Regions from separate parts of the Homo sapiens genome. Here region 1 is linked to region 2. Evidence: read pairs that join two places in POLR2A ChIA-PET (ENCODE). Cell type or tissue: PC-9. All regions are shown on one strand. Each heading gives the region's core, and the rest is flanking DNA. Links, peaks and the distances in the headings are about the cores only.

Region 1 (9,512 bases), core at 661-8,660, 210 kb after region 2:
GGGCAGTGGGCTCCGTTGATGTTAGAATGCCGGGGATCAGATTTCAGGCTCACGAGAAGGTGGGGATGAGGAAGTTGTCAAGGCAGAGAGGTTAATTAGTGAAATAGTGCCCGATTTTGAGGTGGTTGGTAAGAAAAAGGTTGATCTAGGGAAAGCGTTGATAGAAGCGTAGGGAGAGCTGTGCTTACTCACATTTTTCCCTAGGCTTAGGCTTCCTGTTGGTAAAGAGGTTGATCATGGCTCATACGCAAGGACTTTGGAAAGAAGGAAAACCCTATCTTATGCTTGAATATCTTCTAATATATCCACAGCAATTATTGATGCAGTCAGGAATAGCAGTGTGAGTGTAGACTAGTTTCTTGGCATTATTAAACACATATGCCTCTCTATTCTCTAGCTCTTTCACTCCCTACATCTCCTCTGTTCTTTCTTACGTATCCTCAAGGTACACAGGGATGGGTATGGAAACTGTACCAGGTATAACTTGGAAATCTGGCTATAAAGAATTTCAGATTTTTTGCCCAGCTAGCCCTGCTCCCTTTATTCCTTATGTAGCAAACAGGTTGAGTATGTAATGAATCAATTCTCCAGTACCAAAGACCTGCATTCTTTGTTGCTGTGTATGTGGTAAAGAACGCTACCCCATGTTTGGAGTCCTGAATGGGTTTTCTTGGGAAATAAATGCTGCAAGAGAGAGACTAGTTTCAAGTTTTGGTTAGAAGGAAAGGGATTGCAACCCTTTGGCACCTTCTACAATACAAGTGATGAGTCTGGGCAAAACAAACAAAAACGTGCTGAATCCCACCAGAAGGAAAGACAGTGTGTTGCGGGAGCAGTGCGCCTTTACTGCAGCTTCCACACTCCGCTACACCTTCTACTAAAGTTTGGTAGCAAATGGGGTAAGTTTGGCTATGAAGCCCACTCTTCACTGTATTGTTCCTTTATATTAATGGATTTCTATATTGCTACAGTGTTAAGGGCCTAGAACAGTGGCAGGCGTGTAGTGTAGTACTCAGTAAAACATTTGTTACATGCATGATAGAAAAACTAAATTTAAGTAAAATGATTGAATCTTTCCAAATAGAAGTCCATTTATAGAAGTGTAGTCTCAGAAAATTTATAATTTTCATTCCTCCAATATGTTTTAGAGTTAGTAGATGCCATGTGTTATATCAAAACTAGAGCTTTGATACTCTGATATTTATGGCTTTTAAGTACCTTTTTTGTTTATTAAGTATAAACTTATCAATATGTATTCCAACATGAACACAACAGAAACCAAACTAAAGATTTAGGTTGTGTTAAAATATGACCAGTACTGTGGGCTAAGGAGCCTGTTTTCCAGTTTTTCCAGAGAAACTCTTTGACAAAAATATTTGTCACCAATATTGCCATGAGGGACTCAATAGGTCTCAAACATTTTGGTCTTAGGATCTTGTTACAATCTTAATTTATTGATGATCTCAAAGAGCTTTTGTTTATGTGGGTTATAGTTATCAATATTAAATGTATCAGATATTAAAATGGAAATTTTGTATTACTTACTAATGTATTTTTTTTCTTTTTTTGAAATCAAACTCTCTCTTTGTCACCCAGGTTGGAGTGCAGTGGTCCTGTCTTGGCTCACTGCAACCTCCACCTCCTGGGTTCAAGCGATTCTCCTGCCCCAACCCCCCAAGTAGCTGAGATTACAGGTGCATGCCACCACACCTGGCTAATTTTTGTATTTTTAATAGAGACAGGGTTTCGCCATGTTGGCCAGGCTGGTCTCGAACTCCTGACCTCAAGTGATCCACCCGCCTCGGCTTCTCAAAGTGTTGGGATTACAGGCGTGAGCCACTGCGCCTGGCCATTTCATTCATTTGCAGGAAAATGTCTGCCAAATCCCCAGTCTGAATAACTATATTGTCATTTCTTCTTTGAAGTATAAACGCTGTTCCATGAAAAAAGTGGCTAGTGTAACTTGCAATTCAAACCATTGCAGTCCTGTTTTTTGAGACAACCATCATTTTAGTATGCAACGGAAGTAACTCTGTTACTTAGCACTTTGTTACACACACAGCATATTAAAAAGATGTGTATTTGAACATTTAAGATTTTCATAATATCACCTTTTCTGTTTCATTCAAGGATATTCTTCAGGGAATTTTTTTTTTTTTTTTGAGTGCATAGTGGTGAAAAAATACAATGACTACTAGTAATACCATCAGGTCTTGATTCGTAATACTAAGGTGTGAGCAGTTTTACCCACTATCGCTTTGTAACATTGGTGCAAATGCCAATGGAGTGAAAAATGCAAGTAATATCTTAGTAATACCATAAAAGTAATTTTGACCTCACAGTTCCCTTAAAAAGTCTTGGGAACTCCAGGGGTCTACGGATCCCAATTACTATGCTAAATAAAAAGTTGATCACATTTTGTCATTAGTATAATAGAATACCGTATCTGATTTTAAGTTTTGAACACCTTGAACAGCCTTAACAGTGAAGTACATTGCTGTGTGTCTTTTAAGAAAGAATCTTCTAAGAAGGTACTATTCTATTAAGAAATATTAAGAGTTAACTTTGCAGTTAGAATCTGTAACTTGACTGGGTAGGGCACATATAAGGAATGTACACGGTAGGGCCTCAGTGTGGTTATGGAGTGATGTACTTCTCTTCTCCCCAGCCCATGTGCCCTGGGGGCTTTTTTGTTTGCCTGTTTTTTAAATAGTACATTTTATATGACAGTACTGCCAACTGTTTTCTCTCATCCTGTGAAATTGACCTATGAGACTTTCATGGTGGATTTCTCCTAGTTTTCAATAAAAGTTGGAAGCCTTCTCCAATTTATGTCAGTTATCTTTACTCCATATACTTTTCCCTTTTTCTTCTGGGTTTACTAGTAGCTGGGTTGTGTGTGAGTGCACATCTGTATGTGTCAATCTATTAGCTGAGTACTAAATTTAGTTTGCATCGTCTTCACTCGATTTGAGCGAGCATTTATTGCCCTGTGGGGGATGGATGTTGATCTCTTCACAGTTTTTTTTTAAAACTATACTTTGATACTTGGGCTGTTATCAATCACATATTTCTGCTTCCTGAACAATCTTTTGGACATTTTTACTCTAGCCCTTCCAGAGAATTGACTGAGTATAACCAATCCATGGACACAAGTTTTGATTTACTTACTAGTCTGAGTTACGTAGGATTTTTTTCCCTCATGAGGAACCAAGGAATAACCACATCTTCTTCTAATACAGTGTTTCATAAACATTACTGTGGGTAGTATTTATTACCCTGGCCTCCTTTTCTCTTTGTTCTTCCTATAATATTTGAGTTTTAAGCAGAGTTCCTATCTATTCAGGTGATTAACTGTCCTTGTAAAGCTTTAGCATGTGTTCCACTCTTTGAGATTCTTAGATGAAACCCCGTCTCTACTGAAAATACAAAAAATTAGCCGGGCACGGTGGCGGGTGCCTATAGTCCCAGCTGCTCGGGAGGCTAAGGCAGTAGAATGGCGTGAACCTGGGAGGCGGAGCTTGCAGTGAGCCGAGATCGCACCACCACACTCTAGCCTGGGCAACAGAGCAAAACTCTGTCTCAAAAAAAAAAAAAAAAACAGATTCTCAGAACATGTCTGTTCCAAAGCTAGAATAAGTAGTTAGTTTTAGTTGATAAAGTCTCATTAGCTTTCTATTGTAATACAGATTCCTATTCAGACACACTCAGTATTTTATGCTAGTCAGACAGATTTTGACAGATCTTGATTTTAGTTTATTTTTATTTATTTATTTATTTTTTTTTTGAGACGGAGTCTTGCTTAGCTGCCCAGGCTGGAGTGCAGTGGTGCAATCTCAGCTCACTGCAGCTACCGTCTCCTGGGTTCAAGCGATTCTCCCATCTCAGCGTCCTGAGTAACTGGGATTACAGGCACCTGCCTCATGCTGGCTAATTTTTGTATTTTAGTAGAGATGGGGTTTCGCCACGTTGGCCAGGCTGGCCCTGAACTCCTGACCTCAGGTGATCCACCCGCCTCGGCCCCCCAAAGTGCTAGGATTACAGATGTGAGCCACCGCACCTGGCCAATTTTTATTTTTCGTGTCTGACTTTCTAATTCTTTGCCAGACTGACATTGCTTTACCTTAAGTTCTGTGACTGATTACTGCTTAGTTATTGAAAATATGTACCAGAAGTATGACCTATCTTCTTATCTCTTAGCATTTTCATTTCTTGTCCTTCTTTGTTCCCCTGTTGATATACCTTGACTGTAATTTATTCAGTTATTCCATACATATTTATTATTTCCTAGGATATGTATTTTTATGTTTTAGAAGGATCTTAGTTATAATCTGTGTAAATAATCACTTTTATACATTTAGGAAGTTGAAGTCAATGTCTGTGGGCAATGAGGCAGCTCATCAGAGGTCTTTTGGGTATAAAAAGAAATAAATTTGTAGCTAATGACTCTTGGACTTAAATCAAAGTGACTCATCATATAATGGATGCTAGTTTACTGCTTTCAAGCCTCAAGAGCTTTGCTGAGACTTTTAAAAAATTGCTTAATTGAGATTATGAGTCAGTGTTCCCTATCATCAAATAAACAACAAATATTCTGTTTTTTAAAAAAGCATTTTGTGAAAACCATTCTTACCTGTGGGCTATACAAATATAGGTGACAGGTTGAATTTGACATACAGGCTGTAGTTTGCAGATCCCTGGCTTAGATCACAGTTGAAACCAGTTTGATACTAGAAGTCTCAGTTAACTAATGAATAATTGATTTGGTGTGTTGTTTTTCCTTCCTTCCTTCCTTCCTTCCTTCCTTCCTTCCTTCCTTCCTTCCTTCCTTCCTTCCTTTCCTTCCTTTTCCTTCCTTTCCTTCCTTTCTTTCCTTTCCTTTCTTTCTTTTCTTTCGTCAGAGTTTTCCTCTGTTGCCCAGGCTGGACTGCAGTGGTGCGATCTCGGCTCACTGTAACCTCCACCTCCCGGGTTCAAGCAATTCTCATTCTTCAGCCTCCCGAGTAGCTGAGATTACAGGCCTGCGCCACCATGCCTGGGTAATTTTTTTGTATTTTTTTTTGTAGAGATGGGGTTTCACCATGTTGATCAGGCTGGTGTCAAACTCCTGACCTCAGGTGATCTGCCTGCCTTGGCCTCCCAAAGTGCTGGGATTATAAGTGTAAGCCACCATGCCCAGCTGGTGTACTGTTTTTTTTATGTCTTTATATGTTGGTGTTTATAAAGGTTGATAAGTCTTAATAAACATCATGTGCAGTAGGTACTGAAATATTTCTTAATGAGATGAGCTTATTGTTTTCCCTTTTCCTGATTCCTGGAGATGTCTGTCTGAGATCTGACCCTGATTTTGGTCTTCTAATACATTTTTTAGGCCTATAAAAATGCTTTCTTAAAAATTGCTTTATGACCTCATACTCTCAGGTAGCTTGCAAGGTTCCTATATACAACTCTGTGACATATACTGACTCACGTCTTTGAAGTTTAGAAGTAGAGGAGACTGTCTGATTCCATTTTCTCATTTTATAGATGACACAGAGACCCAGAAAATTTGCATCACTTGTCTAAAATCATATAGGCCATCCAAGATGTTATTTTTAATTTACATCCGAGCTCTGGATTCCAATGAAAGAGAGAAGGAAAAGTAATTTAAGTTCGTCACATCTAAGTTATAATTATACTTTAGTTTTGGACTAAGTTATGTTTGTAAGATAAAGTAATTTCGATTACACATTTGACTTTAGATCATGCAAAGAGTGTCCAGATCTCTTAAAAATGTGCTATAGCTAGGAGATTTAAGAAGATAATCTTATTTCTTTCTTTGTGTCCATAACTCTTTCACTGTTTTTTTCAGTCATCTAGATTTAAAATTATGTAATCGAGGATCACAGTTGGGCCCTGGCTTCAAGAATGGAATCAGAAAAGAATATGCTGTCTGTCTTGATTGAGGGTGACATTTAAAGTAGTACTTTGATGTGTAGGAGAACTAGGAGAGGATTAAATATTTGGAGCAGTAGTTGTCCAGCGAGTATATGCTGAACTGAGTTTTGTGATGCTGAAAATGCTGTACATATTCAGCTCACTGAATAGTCGTAGCTGGATTGCCTCACTAGTCCTGTGTTTTTGTAATATTTGCTGAATTATTGGCTACAAAGTTATGCAGTAAAATGATATTTCATGGTGAACATTTACAATATTAAGCGAACTTTTGAATATAGCCACCAATTGGCTAAATATTAAGACTAATTTTGGATTTGCTTTTGGCTACATTAATATAGCTATGGTTTGAATTAAGTAGTTGATTGCCTATAAGTGATTGGAATTTTAAATAAAAGCTTTTATGAGTATACAAGTGATTTCTGAGAGGAGGAAAGTTACAAAGATCTAATTTTTGGGAGGATCTCAGTTAATATTTAAGAATGAGTAAATATGATCAGGTAGAATATACAAATAAATCCTTTGTGAATTTAGGAAGTGTCTATTTTGAATATCCTGTTTATTTAATAAGCCATAAGCTCTTTGAGGGCAGGACTTCATTTATGCATGATATACTCTTCATCAGGCCTGATACCTGGGTGGTGAAGTGTAAAGACTGGATGAGTGTCTCAGTGCTGTTTTGTGACCTAGTTTAAAGACAGTTGTTCTAAAAGATACCAGAATGGAGGAACTATAGTGGTAAGTCTTCTTGTGTACTCTTTGAGATCTGATTCCTAGTATTTAGTACTCATGCGGGCAGGGGAAGACTACATCACATCCTAGAGCGTTCATTTGGCTATATAAATAAACCATAATGGACAAGTTCTAAGTTCTGCAAAGCCTTATTAAGTCCACTCATGAAGTAGTGGCATTTTCTCTAATTTCACTCTTTGGCACATAGGCTTTTAAGTTGTTTTAGAAGTAAGCCTTTCAAGGTCTTTTTCCTTTAAAAAAAAAACTTAATTGCCGGGAACTAATATAGCACTATGATCAATTAAATAATCAGTTTATAGCAGTTTGGACAGATAACTTTCCTGCTCTTATTTGGTATTTTTTATTATGACTTAAAAATATACCAGCAATATATATTTATTGCAGGAATTTTTAAAAGCAATAATTTATATCATTTTGATTTGTATTTTTCTTTGCCCTGGAATGCATTAGGTGGTGCTGGAAGCATCACTTGTTACTAGTTTCAGCTGGGAAATTGATGGCCTTTGCTAATCAGAATGAGCATTGTGAAAAACCTTTGCAGGTTGGATACTTTCATCCAAGTTTTGGACTGAATGATATTAGGGGAAAAGAAAATTTACTGTTTCTTTGTCAGTCTGTCTCAGTTGGATTCCACCTAGCCCATCTCATTTTGGGAAATCCTAAAAATAAAATAGTTGCTAATTGTTCCCCGTGACAAACATATTCATGATTGATCAAATTATGATTTAATTTCTTATAATTTTATCATGGATGGGGTTGGATGTTTTGTTTTTAAAGTCATTCAATTTAGCATGCCTTCAGAATTGACTGTGCCTGCTATGTGTGCCGAGCACAATACCGCACCTTACTGGTGGTTAGGCTAAAGTTGAGGAAGGTGTCCTGCCAGAACATTTACCATCTAGTGTACTATAGTACATCTAGACCAGTGCCCTGGGCCAGTATCCTCAAAAGAGTATTTGACTTATTCCATTAAGCATGTAATAAACATTCAGGTTATATAAAGTTAATTGTACTCTTTGAATTAATTTTTTTGGTGAAGAGGGTACCTTTTCTTTAGATGAAGATATTGTAATTGTCACTCTTCCTCTGTGGTTTCCCATCTCAGTAATTGACAGTACCAACCGTTCAGTTGTCCAGAGAGAAACCTTTGATTCTTTCCTTTTCCTCAACTATGCCTCAACTATGCATCCAGTCAGTTACCATTGAGTCTACCTTCTAAATATTTTTGGAACCCCAGTGTTCCTCTGTGACAGTCCAGGATTTAGTCTTCTCCTGAGTTACTGCAATATTTTCCTAATTTGGCTCCCTAATTCCTCTTACTCCAATCTAGCTTCTTTATAGTCTGTGCTTTTCCCTGCTCTTCCTGAAACTGTTTAATGGATTTGTTTTCTCTTAGTGCTGCCTTGAAGGTCCTCCTGAATATAGTTTCTGCCTGCATTTCAAGCCTTACTCGTCTCTGTCCTCACTCATTCCTTCCACACCTGCTGCAGCTCATGGGATGCTTCTGTTCACTCCCTCCCTTCCCCAAGCACCCTTGTTTTCGTGCCCCTCCTTTAGTCTGAATACCAAGGACACTCCTTCTAAATGTGTTCCTAGACTGCTAACTTTAGTTAGGGCTTCTTCTGTGTGTGTCCACTAGAAAATTGTCATTGCCTCCCATTTGTCTTTCTCCCTATGACAAGCTTGATGGGTGGTACTTAGTCACCACTTTGTCCTCAATGTAGGGCAGTAGCAGTTTGTCACCTGGTAGCCTACTCAAATGCTTGTTAATTTTTGATTTTTTTAAAAAATCTGCTAACTGTATCATAAAGAAATCCATGATGTGGCAGGACAACCAGCATAGTTCCACGTTAGATATTTCTTTATGCTGAATAGATGTGAATATATCATTTTTAAAGAGGAATTGGCAAACTACACTCTGTGGACCAAATCTAGCTCGCTTTCCTTTTATAAGAATCACAAGCAAAGAAAGGTCTTTACATTTTTATAAGTGCTTAGGAAAAAAAAATCAGAAGAATAATACTTTATGATACAATGATATTATGAAATTCAAATTTCAGTGTCCATAAGTTGAGTTTATTGGAACACAGCCACACTCGTTTGTTTACATATTGTGTGTTGCTGCTTTTGCACCACACAGCAGAATTGAGTAATTGTAACAGGCTGTATGGCTGATAAAGCCTGAAATATTTATTGTTTGGCTCTTTATATAAAAGTTTCCTGACCTCTCCTTTCAGTCATTTCTGTGACATGAGGACAAATAAGTATAATTAGATATATTTGAGTCATGCCTCAGTTTTCTTTTTTCCCCCACTTCGTGTTAAGGTTTAAGTATGTCCAGTAAGAAAGCATCATTTGAGTTTTGGGAACTGTATTCCAGCCTATCTCATACATACCTAGAGCTTTTTGAGACTTGAACATTACAGATGAGATGGTGAGAAAATAGAGACTTCATATCCTGCCAAGTTTCATAGATAAAACTGGAGTGGATAACTCATGGTTCTACCCCACCCAATGGTCTTTTCCCAAGTAACTGATATTCTTTTTTAACTAAATCAGCCTTCTTGCAAATAACTAATATTTTTTATTTTTAAAATTTACTTCTTTTTACAGTTAAGGAGAAAAAGTGAGCAACATTTTATGCTATTTGATAAAATCATTAAAATATTATGCTAAAGCCCTCTAAAAAATTTTGTTTTATTTTTGCCAGTATGTTACTTTGAAGAAAAATAACACCAGCCATGTTTTGGTTGTATAATCATTTTCCTAACTATTGGAAGCAACTTTGTCAGGTTTTATTATTAGGCAATGTAGAACCTTCGTTT
Region 2 (9,512 bases), core at 888-8,887:
TGGCCAATCTTAAATTTGTTTTTATTTATTTAAGTAAAAGCGAGAGGAGCAAGTTTGGAATTAACCATGAGCACTGACCTAAATGATCCGCATATGGGAGATGAATGCCTTCTGCAGCATGGTGCAATATTATACAGGTAAACCAAAGGGTATGGTGACTAACAGGCAGCCCAGATTCCTTTATCTCTGCTGCTTAAAGCTACTTCATCTTGCATATTTTCTCAACATAAATCATATATGTATATGCTAAATCATTTGTGTTGGCTACTACAATGTGAAAAGAACATGTTCAAAGGAGGCACAATGATTTTTATTTTTTACTTAAAAAGTCTTTTCCTAACTGGGCGCGGTGGCTCACGCCTGTAATCCCAGCACTTTGGGAGGTTGAGGCGGGCGGATCACTTGAGGTCAGGAGTTTGAGACCAGCCTGGCCAACATGGTGAAACTCCGTCTTTACCAAAAATACAAAAATTAGCTGGGCGTGGTGATGCGCGTCAGTAATCCCAGCTACTCAGGAGGCTGAGGCAGGAAAATCGCTTGAACCCGGGAGGCGGAGGTTGCAGTGAGCCAAGATTGCGCCACTGCACTCCAGCCTAAGCAACAGAGCAAGACTCCCTCTCAAAAAAAAAAAAAAAAAAAAAAAAAAGCCGGTGCAGTGGCTAACACCTGTAATCCCAGCACTTTGGGAGACCAAGGTGGGTGGATCACCTGAGGTCAGGAGTTCGAGACTAGCCTAACCAATATATCGAAACCCCGTCTCTACTAAAAATGCAAAATTAGCCAGGCGTGGTGGCAGGCGCCTGTAATCCCAGCTACTTGGGAGGATGAGGCAGGAGAATCACTTAAATCCGGGAGGCGGAGGTTGCAGTGAGCCGAGATCGCGCCACTGCACTCCAGCCTGGGCAACAAGAGTGAGACTCGGTCTCAAAAAAAAAAAAGGCTTTTCCTTCAGTACTATGTTAGGGAGGCTCTGAGGACCATCTCTCTACTAGTCTACTAGTCTAGTTGTCCACAAGTCTAGTCATTCTACTCTGAAAGGCTAAACTGGGCTTAGCCCAGGTACCTTGCAGTTCATTCAGTGCATTTGGGAGAGTCCTGAGCATCCAGGCAGGACATGATGAGTGCAATTGAATGAGAATGGGGAGAGCAACGAACATTCTGGAAAGTTGCCTTGAGATCAAATCAGTGTTCAGTCAGCATCCATTTGCCAAGCTGGGGGTGAACTCTGGATATCCTCTGGATTCATCAGACTTCACTGAGCCATTATCTTCCCTCTGTGACTATAAGCCCCTCCACTGGAGATGTGTGCTCCCCCAGGGAAGGAACCTGGCTCCTGGAACATAGTACTGGCTCAATAGACATTGAACTGCTTGATCATCAAATCCTAAATGTATCTTTTGTCTAACTATTTTCCCTTAACTGACTTCTTATCTCCCCCAGGGACTACTGCTATGTAGTCAGGAATGAGTGAATGAATGAATACATGGATATGTTAATAAACATATTATTTATTGTCTGATTATACATAAAAGCATTTGTATAGTTTGTGAATGTAATAGTGTTTTCTTCCTAATGTTGTTTGCTTGAATATGGTGCCGTTATTCATTATCATAAATGTATCTTTACATTTTTAAGACTTCGTGCTATTTACAAAATGCTTTCACATACATTATCTTATTTAATCTTCACAGCAGTGCTGCAAAGTAGATATTATTGTCTCCCAGTTTAGATAAGATAGGTGATTTGTCCAAAGTACGCAATAAGCACAGAGCTGGACTTGAACCCAAGTTTTGCCACACAGGCCTATAGCAGTCCTTTTCCCTAGATTGAAAGGTGAGTAAGCAGGCAAAGGTTATATTCATTTGTAAACAGATGCTTATTTCTAAAGATATAGCATAACATGCACTGCCTACATAGGGGAAGTGCCATCTCTCAACTCCTGGCAGGCTCTCCCACCAGGCACCTGGCTTGTTGCTGGCTACACCTGCTTTTGAATGCACAGCTGGTCTTATGCCAAGTCACTCAACAGAACTTACATTTGGCTATAGATACTTGATACCAAAACAACCAGTGAACAGGAAGAAAATTCAGGCAATTAACCAGTTATTATTTTGTCTACACAATGACAAACAACCTTTGGGGTTGATTTTGTGTCTTTAAGTTAAGCTGCTATATTCATGGAAATACCACAATTATTTCTTCTCCACTTGAATGTCAGCCCACAACAAGGAAGCCAGCAGGCTTGAACAGCAGGAGTCAATATTTAAAACTAGGTCTCAAAATGTAGCCTGCGTCCTAAGGTTCCTCTTGGTGCTCTTTTTCTGTGCTAATGATCTCTGTTGTTGGCATTGCTGCTGAAGACACACTTAGTATCCTAGAGCTGTAAAGACCTTTAAAATCATTTAGAGCAGTAGTTTTCTAAATTCAAAAAAATGGTACTGACATAGAAGCCCAATCAACAAAGCAAATCTAAGCGGATTTGCTTTGGCTGAAGAGGAGATTGTGATAAGCCTGAGGGAGCCTGCTATAGTTTGGATGTTTGTCCCCTCCAATGATCATTTTGAAATCTTATCCCCAATTTTGGACGTGGGGCCTAATGGGAGGTGTTTAGGTCATGGGGGTAGATCTCTCATTAATAGATTGATGCCCTTTCTTGGGTGGAGTGGGGGATAAATGGTGTGTTCTTATTCTGTGTTCCTGTGAGAGCTGGTTGTTAAAAAGAACCTGGCACCTCCCCCACTCTCATTTCCTCTCTCGCCATGTGACCTCTGCACACACTGTTTCCCCTTAGCCTTTGGTCACGAGTAGCAGCAGTCTGAGGCCCTCACCAGAAGCAGATACTGGCACCATGCTTCTTATATAGTCTGCAGAACTGTGAGCCAAATAAACCTCTTTTCTTTACCTATTACCCAGTCTCAGTTATTCCTTTCTTTGTAATTTTTATTTTTTTGGAGATGGAATCTCACTCCGTTGCCCAGGCTGGAGTGCAGTGGTGCGATCTTGGCTCACTGAAACCTCCGCCTCCTGGGTTCAAGCAATTCTCCTGCCTCAGCCTCCCAAGGAGCTGGGATTACAGGCTCATGCCACCACACCCAGCTAATTTTTGTATTTTTAGTAGAGACAGGGTTTCACCATGTTGGCCAGGCTGGGGTCAAACTCCTGACCTCAGGTGATCCGCCCACCTCAGCCTCCCAAAGTGCTGGAATTACAGGCATGAGCCACCATATCCAGCCAGTTATTCTTCTATAGCAACACAAACAGACTAAGACAGGCTCTCCCCTTCAGAATGGTCCTGGAGACACCCACCAGGGCCCTAAAAGTAGATTAACCCCATCATTTTACAGATAAGGAAACAGAGGCCCAGAGAGCAAAATGACTAAGATAAAGAACTTAGAAATCCACAAACGTGGTTTGCTGCTCTTTGAATTTCTGTTCCTTATCTCAGCTTAACTTTAATTTCCCTTCTCCTCTTACATCCTGTCCTAAGTTTTAAGTACATCTGCTCTCTTTTTTTTGTTGTTTTGTTTTGTTTTGTTTTTGTTGAGACAGAGTTTTGCTCTTTTTGCACAGGCTGGAGTGCAATGGTGCGATCTTGGCTCACCGCAACCTCTGTCTCCCGGGTTCAAGCGATTCTTCTGCCTCAGCCTACCGAGTAGCTGGGATTACAGGCATGTGCCACCATGCCCGGCTAATTTTATATTTTTAGTAGAGATGGGGTTTCACCATTTTGGTCAGGTTGGTCTCGAACTCCAGACCTCAGGTAATCTGCCCGCCTCGGTCTCCCAAAGTGCTGGGATTACAGGCATGAGCCACCACACTCGGCAGTACATCTGCTCTGGGCATACAGAACCACCCCAGCAGTAACGTGACCACCACTGCTTAGAGAACATCATATTTCCCAAATGTCCCTGGTCAAAAAAGTGCACAGGAACCCTTGTTAAAGATGCTGATCCTTTTTTTTTTTTTTTGAGACGGAATTTTGCTCTTGTTGCCCAGGCTGGAGTGCAATGGCGCAATCTCAGCTCACTGCAACCTCTGCCTCTCGGGTTCAAGTGATTCTCCTGCCTCAGCCTCCCGAGTAGCTGGGATTACAGGCACCCGCTACCATGCCCAGCTAATTTTGTATTTTTAGTAGAGACAAGGTTTCTCCATGTTGGACAGGCTGGTCTCCAACTCCCAACCTCAGGTGATCCGCCCACCTAGGCCTCCCAAAGCGCTGAGATTACAGACGTGAGCCACCGCGCCCAGCCTAAAGGTGCTGATTCTTAGATTCCCTTCTTTGCAGTTCTGATTCAAATGGCTTGGGATGAAACCCAGGTAATGCTTTTGACCAGTGAAGTTTGGGAAACACTTGCTGGATGGAATGGGCTAACGATGTTCTTTTACAGGGAAAGTCAAGAGTATAACTAGGTGGACCATTCATCACCTGTAAAGCCAGAGATCTTCTTTCTTTTATTTTTATTTTATTTATTTATTTATTGGTTTTAAAGGTAGAGAAGATCTAAGTTTCCTCTCTTCATAATCCAGAAATGTCTGGTATAAAGGGGAAAAAAAAATTCCATTCCTTTTTCAGCCCACAAGTTTGTAAAGGTGTGTCACTCTGTAAAGTCGCGCTTGACTTGCTTCAGTAGGAATGTGGCTTTAAGATGTTGATCTCTGCTCTCTCACTGACCACCAGTTCCTGACCGTCCACTTCTGCTCAGGCACCCAAGCTACTTGCTCTTTTCTGAAAGGGTCTACTCCAAGTCCTTGATTCCTTCCCAAATTGTAAGTGTACTTTATCCAACACCCCATTCCTAGCCTCCCAACGCAGCCTGGACTCAAGGATCAGCTACATTCATAGTTCACTCACTTACCCACTCTAAACTTACCGTCGTGGCTTGTTTACCTGCCTCCCTGGAAGCATCCCAACCTTCTAGTCTGCTGGGATCAGCCTTTCCTTTGATATTTACATAAAACAGCTTGAGTTCCCTTCCCACTTACAAATGAGGTTTGCACCCACCCCTCCACCAACACACACACTTTGTTATAGGAAAGGTAAGTAATTAAATATTTATCTTTGAAAACACAAGGCTCATTTCCTTCCTAGAGACCATCTGGCTATAACCTGTCTCCTCACTGACCTTGACTCCAAGTCAACTTTGACTTGGTTTCTGGTTGCCTTTTTGCTTGTCGTGGAAAAATAGAACCACACTTTTCTTTGGAATAATGCTGTTGCTGGTGATGACAGCATCAAAAGATGGAGTCACAAAGAACACCAGGCCTCTCAACATCACCTCATCCGCTAGTTCCCTACATATTAGTAACACAAGACTACTTTATGAACAGACTGTACTGAAGATTGGAGGACAATTAGTGGGAATATATATCTATATGCTGAATTTGATTGTTTCCAGAGTACAAGGAAAGGGGATTATATATATATATATATATATATATATATATATACACACACACACATACATATATATATACATATATATACATATATATACATATATATACGTATATATATATACATATATATACATATATACGTATATATATATACATATATATACACATATATATATACATATATATATATACACCTATATATATATACATATATATATATATATATATTTTTTTTTTTTTTTGAGATGGAGTCTCACCCTGTCACCCAGGCTAGAGTGCAATGGCGCAACCTTCGCCTCCTGGGTTCAAGCAATTACCCTGCCCCAGTCTCTCAAGTAGCTGGGATTACAGGTGTGTGCCACCATGCCCAGCTTATTTTTTGTATTTTTAGTAGAGATGGGGTTTCACCATATGGGTCAGGCTGGTCTCGAACTCCTGACCTCAGGTGATCCACCTGCCTCGGCCTCCCAAAGTGCTGGGATTACAGGCATGAGCCACCATGCCTGGCCTCTAGTCCTGTGCTCTTTCTACTGGATTTTCATGTTATCTTCTTCCAAGTACTGTGAAATATTCCAAATACTCCAAGTTCTCCCAAGACAAGGCATATGGCCAGTTATCTTTCAGTATCTGATCTCCCCTTCCACAGACATAGAGTTTCCACTGAGGCCATGGCTTCCTAACTAAAGACCACTGCTTTATCTAGCCACACCTGCAGCCAGAGGTGGCCATGTGACTAAGTTCTAGCCATGAAATGTGAGAAGGTGATAGGTGCCCTTTTTGTCAGTTTTGCCCTTACAAAGATTGTGTATGCCTGACCCTTTACTTCCTTCCTGCTGGCTGAGATGGGCAGAACAAAAGTAGGCATCTTAAACCCAGAGATAGCCAGGCGTGGTGGCTAATGCCTATAATCCTAGCACTTTGGGAGGCCAAAGCGGGTGGATCACCTGAGGTCAGAAATTCGAGATCAGCCTGGCCAACATGGTGAAATCCCGTCTCTACTAAAAATACAAAAAAATTAGCCAGGTGTGGTGACGTGTGCCTGTAGTCCCAGCTACTCGAGAGGCTGAATACAAAATTAGCCGGACATGGTGGCGGGTGCCTGTAGTCCCAGCTACTCGGGAGGCTGAGGCAGGAGAATGGCTTGAACCCGGGAGGTGGAAGTTGCAGTGAGCCGAGATTGCTCCACTGCACTCCAGCCTGGGCAGCAGGAGAACTCTGGAACCCAGGAGGCAGCGGCTGCAGTGAGCCGAGATCATGCCACTGCCCTCCAGCCTGGGCGACAGAGCAAGACTCCATCTCAAAAAACGAAACAAAACAAAACAAAACAAAAACAGAGATGAACTACCTATTTCCGGACGTCTACGGAGAAAGAAACAAGCGTCTACATTTTTTTTTATTTTTTTGAGATGGAGTCTCGCTCTGATGCCCAGGCTGGAGTGCAGTGGAGCGATCTCAGCTCACTGCAACTTCCACCTCCCGGGTTCAAGCCATTCTCCTGCCTCAGCCTCCCGAGTAGCTGGGACTACAGGCATGTGCCACCACGCCTGGCTAATTTTTTTGTATTGTTAGTAGAGACCAGGTTTCACCATGTTAGCCAGGATGGTCTCGAGCTCCTGACCTCATGATCTGCCTGCCTCGGCCTCCCAAAGTGCTGGGATTACAGGCATGAGCCACCACGCCCGGCCTTTTTTTTTTTTTGAGACGGAGTTTCACTCTTGTTGCCCAGGATGGAGTGCAATGGCGTGATCTTGGCTCACTGCAACCTCTGCCTCCCGGGTTCAAGTGATTCTCCTGCCTCAGCCTCCCAAGTAGTTGGGATTACAGACGCCGACCACCACACCAGGTTAATTTTGTATTTTTAGTAGACACGGGGGTTTCACCATGTTGGCCAGGATGGTCTCGAACTCCTGACCTCAGGTGATCCGCCCGCCTCAGCCTCCCAAAGTGCTGGGATTACAGACATGAGCCACCGCACCTGGCCAAGCATCTACTTTTTTAAAGCCAATGTATTTTGGCACTCTCTGCTACAGACACTTAGGTGGAACCCAGTTAAATACAGTGACCATCCTCATGGATGCCAGGGTCCTTGCAGGAGACACAACCAGTAAGAGGCAGAGCTGGGGCTTGGACCCAGGGCTCTAACCACGGTGCTTTCTTCAACCTTTCTAAAGATTATGAAATCTGACATTATAGCCCATGTCTTTTTGTAGTTTTCTTGTTTAAAATAGCTACTAATTTTTCTTCTGTTAAGGTAACACTGTCCAGTGATCTGTCAACGTCTACCTCAGCAGCTGACTTAGCTTAGCCTGGGAGCTCAAGAGTACAAAACATTTTCTGGAAACAATGCTTTCTTTCTTTTTAATAGGTTCATCAGGTAATCTGCTGGCTTGAAACTTACAGGCAGAAAACTTATATCCAACAAGGATAAAAGAAGCTTTACAAATACATAGAGGAAATGGAGGGTCCAGGTCATGAAAGCTAGTCGCTATGGACTCAGTGAATGTACCTCCCTCCCTGGATCCTCTCTAATAATCCTAAGGTCCTCCTCCAGTGAATAAAAGTGAAACAATCTTATCATACCCAACAAAAACACAGGGAGGCAGGAATTTAATTTCAAGCCATCATTCTTCACCCTCACCAGGAAGAATAAATCTCCATTTGACAACCCTATACTAACTTCATCCAAAGAACAGATATTATTAACTCTATTTTCTGATTTGCTTAAATAACAAACAATAGTAAACTCATAGAACATTTGCTATATACCATACAACATTCTACATGATTTTCCCATATTAACTCAGAAGTTTGAGTTAAGGTAGGTATAATTATTTTTCTCATTTTACAGATAAGGAAACAAAAGCACAAATATATTTTACATACTTGTAAGTAGAGTAAATATATTTTGGTTAGCATAAAAAATGCCATCTTCTAGAGATTCTTTGTTGATGGTGTGCTGAATGATAGTTGTTGATGAAGCGTGTTCACTTATCAGTTTTCTCCCACCTAAAATTGTACTCCTCTGAAACTAACCTGCTTCTTTAGTGGGCAAAACTATCTGGGCCAGGCATGGTGGCTCAAGCCTGTAATCCCAGCACTTTGGGAGGCCGAGGCTGGTGGATCACCTGAGGTCAGGAGTTCGAGACCAGCCTGACCAACATGGAGAAACCCTGTCTCTACTACAAATACAAAATTAGCTGGGCATGGTAGCTCACGCCTGTAATCCCAGCTACTCGGGAGGCTGAGGCAGGAGAATCACTTGAATCCAGAATGCAGAGCTTGCAGTGAGCCAAGATCACGCCATTCCACTCCAGCCTGGGCAACAAGAGCAAAACTTCATCACAAAAAATAAAATAAATAATAATAATACAAAAAATTAGCCGGGCGTGGTGGCCAGCGCCTATAATTCCAGCTACTTGGGAGGCTGAGGCAGGAGAATCGCTTGAACCCAGGAGGCGGAGGTTCCAATGAGCCAAGATCGTGCCATTGCACTCTAGCCTGGGTGACAGAGCGAGACTCCATTTCCAAAACAAAACAAAACAAAACAAAAAAACAAAAAACTGAAGTACTAATATCAATCTTTGTTTTAGGAAAAATGAGTTTTAAATACTTATCTTTCAAAATATGTACTTAATGCAAATTATAGTTAACAAATAACCCAAAAAAAGGTTCATTGGATTTTAACCATTTTAGTTAGGAGAGAACTCTACTAATGGAATTTAGGTGTACTCTCTGTTTAAATAATTTCAAAGATTTTTATAACATTTTAGTGTCAAACGATTGTGTTGCATTGTCATATTGTTTTATGGTAGCTAAATCTACCATTGAAATGTTGGAATAGTTTTGCTTGTCAATTCAAGGTTAAAGAGCCTGTATAGCTTCTCTTTTTTAAGTAATATCATTTTTTGTCTATGCTATATGTGGCCAAGATTTATAATTTTCTCTATCCTCACTTTCTTCTACTTTGGGATAGCAAAGTGATTAAAAACAAAACAAAACAAAGATGTGGGTGGGGTGTGGGTGCTGTGGCTCACGCCTGTAATAGCAACACTTTGTGGGGCTGAGGCGCGTGGATCACCTGAGGTCAGGAGTTCAAGACCAACCTGGCCAACATG

The links. Peaks named below come from ENCODE experiments on the same cell type or tissue, not always from the same donor. Only the 100,000 strongest peaks of a DNase experiment are listed, where the experiment ranks them.
Region 1: POLR2A ChIA-PET joins it to region 2 with 15 read pairs; 1 of 35 experiments calls an interaction of 5 or more read pairs at or near these places.

Annotation. Positions count from the first base shown.
Region 1 is chr3:177,065,121-177,074,632 of GRCh38, reverse strand. All of the region lies in intron 2 of TBL1XR1 (TBL1X/Y related 1), which reads left to right. Among named protein-coding and RNA genes, the nearest start is that of TBL1XR1-AS1, 32 kb to the right of the region's middle. In PC-9, for the core only: no CTCF peak of the experiment used is centred there; a DNase peak (open chromatin) is centred at 4,532; H3K27ac peaks cover 1,039 bases.
Region 2 is chr3:177,274,787-177,284,298 of GRCh38, reverse strand. No RefSeq gene overlaps it. Among named protein-coding and RNA genes, the nearest start is that of LINC00501, 15 kb to the left of the region's middle. RefSeq lists an enhancer at 1-270. In PC-9, for the core only: no CTCF peak of the experiment used is centred there; DNase peaks (open chromatin) are centred at 2,000 and 4,618; H3K27ac peaks cover 883 bases.